Regions from separate parts of the Homo sapiens genome. Here region 1 is linked to region 2. The links are chromatin contacts, found by Hi-C or POLR2A ChIA-PET in ENCODE. All regions are on one chromosome and are shown on one strand. The core of a region is the stretch at or near the end of the contact, and the rest is flanking DNA. Distances in the headings are between cores, read along the strand shown. Region 1 overlaps WWC3 (WWC family member 3). Region 2 has its middle 120 kb from the start of TBL1X.

Region 1 (4,969 bases), core at 2,243-4,742, 740 kb after region 2:
TCACTTTCATGCCTTTATTTATGCTCATGATTTTCCAATGCTAACTTCAGAATCTCTCTTTTCCTTGAAGATATTTCGTTGCTTTAAATGGAAATACTTGGGAAACAAGACCTTTATTTTTATGTTTATGCACGTTTACTATAGCTGTGCAAGACACTCATGGCTAGTTACATTTAAATTTGACTTTTTCTTAGTTTTAGTCTTTTAAATTTTTTGTTCTAAAATTGACATTTAAAGTAAAAGAAAATTAAAAGTTTAGTTTCCCAGTCTCAGTAGTCACATCAGAAGTACTCAGTAGTGACATGTGGCTAGTGCAGGTTTTCTCCACCACTTAGCACTAGTGGGATTTGGGGCTGGATCATTCTTGTCTTGGGGGGACTATCCTATGCACTGTAGAATTGTCTTGTCTTGGCCAGGCCTGGTGGCTCACGCCTGTAATCCCAACACTTTGGGAGGCCAAGGCGGGCAGATCACCTGAGGTCAGGAGTTCAAGACCAGCCTGGCCAACATGGTGAAACCCCATCTCTACTAAAAAGACAAACATTAGCCAGGCGTGGTGGTGCATGCCTGTAATCCCAGCTACTCGGGAGGCTGAGGCACAAGAATCGCTTGGCGGGCACCTGTCATCCCAGCTATTCGGGAGGCTGAGGCAGGGAGAATCGCTTGAACCTGGGAGGCCGAAGTTGCAGTGAGCCGAGATTGCGCCATTGCACTCCAGCTTGGGCGACAGAGCGAGACTGTCTCTCAAAAACAAACAAACAAACAAAAACACAAAGAATGTTGTCTTTACTCTTTACCCGCTAGATGCCAGTAGCACCTTCCACCTGTATTGTGACAACCAATAATGTTTCTAGACATTGCCAAGTGTCCCCTAAAGTACACATTTGCTCCCAGTGGAGAACCACCGTGCTGGTGGCTACTGTATTGAACACCATAGGTGACAGATTTCCATCATCACGGAAAGCTCCTTTGGACATTCCAGTCTGTAGGTCTTCCTCCTGTTCTCATTTTTACAATAAGAACGTTATCCCTACTAAGAGATTGGGGATGAATTGTTTACAATTAGTGAGCTGTATCGAGTCTGCAGGTTTCATGAACTAAAGGTGGTGTTTGAGAAATGGTGCTGGTGTGGGTCTGAAGGTTTGCTGAGCCGTTCTCTCCATTCACTGGCTTTCCTTGCTGAACTTGCGCATGTGCCGCACGCCTTCTGCACCTACTTTTCTCATCTGCAAATGGTGATTGTTTTAGGCAGCTCGGGCTGCTATGACAAATACCATAGACTGGGTGACTTGAATAGCAGATATTTGTTTCTCACAGTTCTGGAGGCTGGAGGTCCAATATTTGGTTCCTGGTGAGGGCCCGATTCCTGATATGCAGATGACCATCTTGTCGCAGTTTCCTCTCATGGCTAAGAGAGCAAAAACTCTGTTCTCTCTTCCTTTTCCTAATCCCATCATGGGGTCCCACCCTGTGACCTCATCTAACCCTAATCACCTCCCAAAGGCCCCACCTTCAAATGCCATCACATTAGAGGGTAAGGCTGCAACATAAGAATTTGGAGGACACACAAACACACAGTCCATAACAGCAATCACTGTGCTCAGTTATACTGAGGACAGCACCAGCACCTGGTACATGCCCAGCCCGAAACAATTAGTCCAACTCTGTGTGGTTACTGTTACTGACGCAGGTGGGCACCATGTTGCCGTCTTTCATCCTGCATGCAGATGCATGAGGTGACACACGTGACTGCAGCACTGCTCTTTATGGGGAGGTAATAAAGGAATGTGAGGTACAGATGTAATTATCTACCATTACCCAGCTATGTGTTTGTGTGCATTTTGGATCTACAGTCAGAGCTTCCTTTTATTAACCCTAGTTAGTATTAGCACAGCTTCTTCTTTAGCTTTTTTTTTTTTTTTTTTTAAGACAGAGTCTTGCTCTCGTCGCCCAGGCTGGAGTGCAGTGGTGTGATCTTGGCTCACTGCAACCTCCCCCTCCCAGGTTCAAGTGATTCTCGTGCCTCAGTCTCCCCAGTAACTGGGATTACAGGTGCCCGCCACCACGCCTGGCTAATTTTTGTATTTTAGTAGAGATGGGGTTTTGCCACATTTGCCAGGCTGGTTTCCAACTCCTGACCTCAGGCGATCTGCCCGCCTCGGCCTCCCAGAGTGCTGGGATTACAGGCATGAGCCACCGTTCCCGGCCTCTTCTTTAGTTTTGTCTTAAGCAAATCAAGCTTCTTTTCCAACTAACCGGCTGCTGGTTTTGTCATTCATGCGGTGCATAGGCCAGAGTGCTTTCCAAATGCACCGACGTGTGTTTTGTCCTTTTAGCCCCCCACTCCAGCCAGCCTCCAGATACTCCAACACCTCCTCAGATGCGACTGTGTGTGCTGTGGCAGTGTCATCCTGTGTCACTTTGGCTAAGGTGGTGGATAAAGAATAAGCAGAAACAAATCATTTGATTTGTGACAGGTCACCAAAAGTTATTAGGACTACCTAGTTGGATTTGAGGTGAATTTTCTACCTTCATTAGGCCACACTGTAGCTGTCTCTCATTGTGATACAGTGTCTCTGGACAATATGTAGTTGTTTGTTTTTTTTTGGTTTTTTTTTGAGATGGGGAGTCTTTGTCACCCAGGCTGGAGTGCAGTGGTGCAATCTTGGCTCGCTGTAACCTCCATTTCCTGGGTTCAAGCAGTTCTCCTGTCTTAGCCTCCCAAGTAGCTGGGATTACAGGCACACGCCACCATGCCCAGCTAATTTTTATATTTTTAGTAGAGACCGGGTTTCACCATGTTGGTCAGGCTGGTCTCGAACTCCTGACCTCAGGTGATCCGCCTGCCTCAGCCTCCCAAAGTGCTGGGATTACAGGCATGAGCCACCACGCCCGGCCCAGTAGGTGGTTTTAATGTTAGTCATTGTGTGTGCCGGAGGTTGCAGTTAATGTCATTCTCATTTGCAGCTCTGAGGAAGGTGACTGGGGTTCAGGAAGAGTCTGAGTTTGCTCAGGATCCCTGAGCATCAGCAGGGAGCCACGTCTGGCACTTCCCTCATGGCCATGGTTTCTGTAGTGGGTTGCTGGGCTCAGCGCCCGTTGCTTTGCCTTGGCTCCATCGTTCTGGTGAACTCCATTTCCTTATTTGAAGACAAAGGCCATATAGCAGTGTCAGCTGTAGATGGACTGATTTAGAAACTGAAACGTACTGCTGACTGAGAAAACCCCCTTCTCCTTAGCATGGCTAGGATGTGAATTCATCTTTTGTAGTTGCAGTGGTTTCAAGAATAGGAAAAGGCAGCCTCTGTTTCCCTAGGGGCATTAGACAGAGAAGCAGGAGCCAGAATAACGAGAATTTTAACTTAACACCTGCGGCCAAAACGGAGCGCAAGTTGTGCTCCTGGAAGAGAGGCGGGCCAGTGCTGTTTGGATTGTCTTTCTGCTTTCATTATCAAGATCCCACGCTTGGGAACAGCAATTGTAAACTTGCCACTTGCCAAGGGGAGGCTCCTCCTGTCTGCCTGAGCTCATGAGAATACCCGCCCTCCCCCTGGAGGCCAAGGAGTGGCCTGGGGAAGGCTCTGGACCTGGCCTTGGTCCTGAGGGGCCCACCCCACCTCATGCCTGACCAGGGGCAAGTTAGCTTTCAGGAGGGAGCTGCCCAGAGCTGTTGTTTAATGGGCACGTTGCCTTGGCTCTGTCTGACGCTGCGTTGTTACTGTGCATGTTTACTTTATTCTGGGACAGACACAGCCTCACAGGAAGAAGAGAAAACCCAGGCACCCGTGCCACTCTTAAAATATTTTTGTAAGTGGAAGATAATCTGGTAGCCTTTCTCTGAGTTCCACAGCTTATGAGATGAAAACAGCCTCATTATTTTTCTGGTATTGAACATTGGGTGTTTAGGTTTGGATTGAATCATGCAAATGTATATTTTTTTAATTGAGAAATTTTAGAAGGCCTTTTCAAGCATTGAAAATGTGATTACCCCATCTCTACTGGGAAATCCTGACTATACGTACAGATAGCAGGTGAGCTGTTATACCTAAACATGAAGCATCTCTGATTTTATCACCAACATTGCTTAAGGCAGTGGCCTGAGATTTTCCTCCAGAAAATTTCCTGCTGTTCTTGCTTCCCAGAATATCCAGTGTATTCTTTTCCAGAGCACCTCACTAGGAGTTTGGCTGCTTATAACATTTTAAGCTTGCCTTGTTTATCTTGGTGAATTTCCTGGCTAGCAAGGAAATTCATCATTACACTTGGGTCCAAGTAAGGAAAAAAGAACCTTTTGTATTTTACTTTAAATCTATATATGTTGTTGATTGTTGTAGAGAGGAATTGGCCACAGATATGTTCGCTGGGTTAATGATAGAATATGTACACAGATGTGTGTTTTATGTGTATCTATGTGAAGTGTACACATGTAAGCTTTTAATGATGGAAAATATCAAACACAAAAGCAGAGAGAATAGTATACTGAAACCTTCCTGTACCCCTCACCCCATTTAACCTGCACAATTGCCAATCTTGTTTCGGTGGTGACCCCACCCCATCTGCTAAGCTCTCACGGCCTTATTGAAGCAAATGCCAGAATCCCATTTAATCCATAAATATGTCTCCTAAAGTTATGGACTCCTTTTGAAAATAACTCTAATCCCTGTACCCCATTTACTAGGCATCTTGTGTCCAGTGAGCTCTTGCATTTCTTCAGGTGTTTGGGTCCAGTTTGGGCCACAGAGTGCCTTTGGTTGATGTGTCTCTTACGTCTTTTCTTTTCTACTCTCCCTCCTTTTTTTCCCCTGACAGCTTATTTGTTGGAGAAAGTAATTTGGTTGTCCTATAGAATTTCCCTAATGTTGGGTTTTGCTGCTGAAATTCACATGATGTCATTGAACGTGTTCCTCTGTCTCTTGTTATTTATGCAAATGGGCGTAATAGTTTGAGAGGCTTGATCTGATTCAAGTTG
Region 2 (5,172 bases), core at 1,576-4,075:
ATCTCAGGGACTGAGAATAACAGCCTGTGTTCCCCCAGAGAAAACTTGAGTTGTTTTAACCGAAAGATAGAGGCCGAACACGGAGTCAGACAAAAACTACCCACGTCCACTACACATATTTTCACCTTCCTTTGGTGCTATCACCAAGCAGCAAATTTCCGTTCATTTCTCACTCGTATATTTCAAACACCTTCCTTCTCTTCCAACCCTCCCTGACTTAAGAAGCTAAGGCAAACAAAATAAAATACACACAAAAGAAGCAGGAGTTTAGAAGCAGGAAACAAAAGGCATGAAAGAATGAGTGAATGATTCCATTTCCCCTGCCTCTGGCCTCTAGTGAATCACCTACTGGAAGTTTGTGCAAAAAGTCTGCATTCACTCAGGTACGGAATTCCTAGGAACCCTCATAGAGATTCCTGCTGGCGTAGTTCCATAGAAGAGAAGACTTGGCGCCTCCAGGGACTCTCGGCTGTTCCTTAAACAGAGATGAGCACCATCCTGGCTAACACGGTGAAACTCCGTCTCTACTAAAAAAATACAAAAAATTAGCCCGGCGTGGTGGCGGGCGCCTGCAGTCCCAGCTACTCGGGAGGCTGAGGCAGGAGAATGGCGTGAACCCGGGAGGCGGAGCTTGCAGTGAGCCGAGATCGCGCCACTGCGCTCCAGCCTGGGCAACAGAGCGAGACTCCGTCTCAAAAAAAAAAAAAAAAAAAAAAAGAGAAAGGTGGGCTTGAATAAAGGGGGAAAGATCGTGAATGGCCCGAAGGACTCCGGAGTGTCCTGGACAAAGTGGGATTCCCCCAGAGGGAAAGGACAAACTCTGCCTACAGCTGACCAAGCCAGCCGGCTCCCCCAGGGCTTTGCCAGGAAAATCACCACCACAAATGTCTCCACCATCATGTCTGTGGTTCCTTGAATCCTTTATGCTTCTGTTGAAACTGCCAAGGCAGGACTTGAAGGCTTCGCTGTGCAAATTCAAAAGCATTCTGAGATCATCAACTCTCTGAAGTCACCACCATTTGGAACCAAACCTTAAAAGAAGCCACCGAGATGGAAGCTCCAATACACTTTCGCCTCTGGTCATCTCCTTCCTGAGAAAATTCATGATATCAGATCATCCACAACTTTGATATTTCTCCCCACATTTCTGAGTTTTTCAGTGGCCAAGGAGAAGACTCCGTCTGTTTCTTAATAATTACTGATAATCGTTTCACCACAAAAGATACTACTTTGGATAAACAAGCTTTGTGGTTTCTGTCAAGTACAAACAACGAAGATTAAATTAGCATCTTGAAAACCCACAGGGTGAGCTTGCTCCTCCCCTCCTTTAAGTCTGCAGAATTACCTGGGGCTCCCTCCCAGGTGCCAAGCACACAGATGTGAGCAAGACACTGAGACACCACTGCTGCCCTGCGCTATCACTAGGGAATCCTGTGTCCCTAGCAGCTTATCCAGCTGGCTCTCAGGCTATGGTGAAACTGCAATACAGAAGGAATATTCCAAAAGAGAATTAAAAATGCAGCTGTCATATGGGCGACAGGCCCAAGTCTAGCAGTTAACAGCTACCCCGCCCCCACCCCGCCCACTTCCCTGGGAGCAGCCCTGCTCTCCAGTCTGCAAACCCAGGGGCTGAGGGGCCGGGGCATCCCGAGGCCTGGATGCCCAAGGGATGCAAACTCCTTCCCCACCCTCTCTGCTTCCCTTATCAAGCCTCCTAAGTGTTCTCCCCATCCCATAATGGGGAATAATCCCTAAAATTCAAGGGCTGAAGCTCTAATCCCCACTACCTTTTGGAATGTGACCGTATTTGGAAACAGGATCTCTAAGGAGGTAATTAAATTAAAATGAGGTCATTAGGGTGGGCCCTGGTCCAGTAGTACTGGAGTCCTTATAAGAAGAGGCGATGAGGACACAGGCACACACAGAGGGACGACCATGGGAGGATACAGGCCGTCTACAAGCCACCGAGAGGGGCTGCGGGAGAAAGCAGCCCTGTGACACTTGGGTTTCAAACATGTGGCCTCCAGAATGTGAGGGAATCCCTGTCTGCTACTCTGGCATGGCAGCCCTAGCCGGCTCATACGGGCCCATCCCCCACTCGCCATCTCAACGTGGAGACCCTACAGGAACTCATGGCCCGGGAAGGCCTTTTGGTCCCCTCACCCCTATTTTCAAAGCCCACACAGTTAAAATGCAGGGGGGCTTCTTGCTCTTAAGACTGAAATGGTGCAGCTCCCTACACCCGTCTGTGTCCACGGCCATCCCCAGTATAGCAAACTTACATGTGACACCCAGCTCGGTATTTCCCCTCTCAGGTCCCCCTTCCCCCTCCTACAGACACATCCCCAAACCCTTTTAAGATGTTGCATAACCTGGCTCCGGAAGCCAATAGAGTTTTTACTGAATCTGGCTTCACATAACCCAACAGATTGTGAACTAGACATTTGCCAACTTTTCCCCCGTGCCAGACCATTTTTAAGTTATGTGTGCACAGAATGGCATTTAAAGGACTTAAATAACTCTCCAGGGGGAGAAAAGAGCAGAAAATAGCCCACAAGGCTCCTATAAACGGGGGCAGGAACAGCAGAAACAGAATTTGGGGCGAGTGTTCTGCTTGTTTTTAGTTGCGGCGGGAGGGGCTTTTCTATTAGGTTGTGTTTTTGTTGTTTTTGCTTTGGGGGTGAAAAAAGGGGACAGAGAACAGAAAGGAACCTAGTTTATAGTGACAGCTGTTTAGGAAAGTCATTTCTAGATTAGAGGGGAGAGCCCCTAGGGGCTGCTTCTAGATTCCACTCCTTGGGGTTGGAGGGGCCGGGTGAGCAGGCTTTGGGGAGTGCCTGGGTGACTACCCCAACCCTGCCTCAACGGCACCCCCTCCCTGTGCACCGACAAATAAATGGTGGCTGTAAAAAAAAAAAGAAATAAATGTTTTTTTAAGCAGTGCTTCCTGTTATGTTCAAGGAAGACTAGGGCCGTTTTATTATTAAGCAATTTTCTCTTTTTAAGTAAACACACACACGACCACATTGCTGCAAGGCTAAAATCTCTTGCCTTACTCAAGCATCGACGTTTTCAATCTCCTATTTTCTCAAGCCCTCAATGAAGCCTTCCAAGAGCTTGCCTATGTTTAATTTGCATTCCGAAACAGAAAATCTAATGTGTTTTAACATTGTCTGCTTCAGCTGAAAAGGAAACTGTAAATTTATACAGTCTGGTTTAAAAAAAAAAAAATTGGCCATTGCATCTAAATGAGTCTCCTCCGGAAAGAGGCTGGGTGGCGCCCCTCCCCCTCCTCCCTCTTTCACTTCCCCTCCCGCTTCTCCCTCTTTCACTTCCCCTCCCCCTCCTCCCTTTTTCACTTCCCCTTGTCCTCCCTCCCTCACCTCCCATCCCCCTCCCTCCTCCTCCCCTCCCCCTCTGCTTTTCACCCCCTCCCTCCTCCTCCCCTCCCCCTCTGCTTTTTACCCTCCCCCTGCTCCTTCCCACCTCCCCTCCCCCTCCCCCGCTGCTTTCACCCCCTCCCTCCTTCCCTCCCCCTCTGCTTTCACCCCTCCCTCTTCCTCCCCTCCCCCTCTGCTTTTTACCCTCCCCCTCCTTCTCCCCTCCACCTCTCCCCTCCCCATCCTTCTCTGCTTTTCACCCCCTCCCTCCTCCCCCCTCCTCCTCCGTTTTGCACCCCTCTCTCCTCCTTCTCCTCCCCTTCCCCCTCCTCCTCTGCTTTTCATCCCCTCTCTGTCCCTCCCTCCCCCCTCCTAGCCTCCTCTCCCTGCATTGGAGTTTAGGCCACAGCCTCCCTCCTCCCTCTTAGTCTTCCAGCCTCCTCCCCTCCCCTCCCCTCTCTTCTCCTCCCCTCCCCCAGGATCAGACTCGGGGCCGGTCTGTGCCAGCGCCCTACGTGGACTGGGAAAGAATTACCGAGGACCTTAGAAGAGCTGCGCACTCGCAGCGCCCCGCCCCCACGCCGCCGGCCGCCCGCGCGGGTGTCTCCCTGTGCTCCCAAAACACGGCTCAGGTTCACCGGGTCCTCCCCCGGGGATCTCAGGGCTGTTGGGGGGTGCTGTGGTTCCCAGAACGCCGCGACACTCTGAAACAGGAAAGGGGACGGCAGAGGGGTCCTGCTGCGGGGGAGCCCTTGAGAAGGCCTGGGTGGAGAGGGACTTGGGGACAGAGGTAAAGAAGGGAGTCTCTGGGGGTGAGGAAGTGCCTGGGAAGGGCACGAGGAGGAGTTGGGGAAGGGAAAATCAGGCCCAAAGTTTTAGGGCTCTGTCTCTACTGAAGGTCAAAAAGGGTTCCTGCAGGGCAGTGGGAGACCTGCTCCTGACGACCCCGTCCTATAATTAAATCCCTGAGTAAGAACACTCCAGAGTTGGGGCTCAGTAGCTGCCGTGTGCACCTGCGCATCAGATGCCCCCTAAGCGTACCCCTGGAAGCCTCTGATTCTGTGTCATCACGGCAGGAGGGGATTCGAGGAGTTTTGGAAGACGCCAGGATGACGTTCTTAAGCCATCTGATGGGTGAAGGGGCTTCTTCACTTCGCTGTGGCTTCACTACTTAGATGTTAAAGCGGCTTCTCTTCCTAATAAAAAACAAAGTGTAGCCACTTTTCTGTCCAAGAAAATAAAAATTCCCAGAGAAAACCAACGTTGACGTTTGCATTCACGACGTGCCTGTCGTTTTCCTCTGTGTGGAAGAATTTTCCCATCCAAAAATGGGAGTTGAGGATGGAGGTGAGGTAAATAATAAAATCGGGCTCACTCTGTATAAATAGTTCAGCATTCCGATTTGGTTACCTAGTATTAAAAAATAAATATTTTTCTAGGTCACTAAATATTTTTCAAAATTATACTTTAAATGAGGGCTTAAATTCCACCGCGTGGAATTGTATATGCCAGAATGTAGTAACCATATCCCTCTTGCACAGTATTCCTCTTGTTTAACATTTAAGGACGGTATCCTAAGTTATTCCCCATTGTGTAGTCACATAAGTCACCTTTTTCTTCACTAGCTTCAGTGCAAGAAATGAATACAGTTTCCTCTGCACCATGGGTCCGTCTGTTGCCATTGCCTGCACTGGGGTTGTTTGGAATTCCTGTCTGAAACTTTCTAGAGTTAAAGGCAGAAAACATTGGCCAAGTTTCCAAGCCTAAAGCTGATTCTTGACCTTAGTTAGAC

What was found. Hi-C counts contacts between places; a loop is a spot of excess contacts on that map. ChIA-PET counts read pairs that join two places held with the same protein, here RNA polymerase II (POLR2A). Pooled maps may share reads with other maps.
Region 1: a loop to region 2 is called in a pooled map, with 9 times the contacts of the local background. The contact joins two enhancer-like sites. A Hi-C loop is called at or near these places in 2 of 37 single-sample maps with no recorded cell type and 10 of 50 pooled maps. POLR2A ChIA-PET finds 5 or more read pairs at or near these places in 1 of 52 experiments (CD4-positive, alpha-beta memory T cell).

The regions. Positions count from the first base shown.
Region 1 is chrX:10,079,844-10,084,812 of GRCh38, forward strand. All of the region lies in intron 6 of WWC3 (WWC family member 3), which reads left to right. Among named protein-coding and RNA genes, the nearest start is that of WWC3, 67 kb to the left of the region's middle. RefSeq lists an enhancer at 3,043-3,543. Within about 2 kb of position 3,493, at least 31 of the 41 ENCODE cell types and tissues checked have a DNase peak (open chromatin) inside an H3K27ac peak, as active enhancers do.
Region 2 is chrX:9,338,811-9,343,982 of GRCh38, forward strand. No RefSeq gene overlaps it. Among named protein-coding and RNA genes, the nearest start is that of TBL1X, 120 kb to the right of the region's middle. RefSeq lists an enhancer at 3,190-3,249. Within about 2 kb of position 2,826, at least 34 of the 41 ENCODE cell types and tissues checked have a DNase peak (open chromatin) inside an H3K27ac peak, as active enhancers do.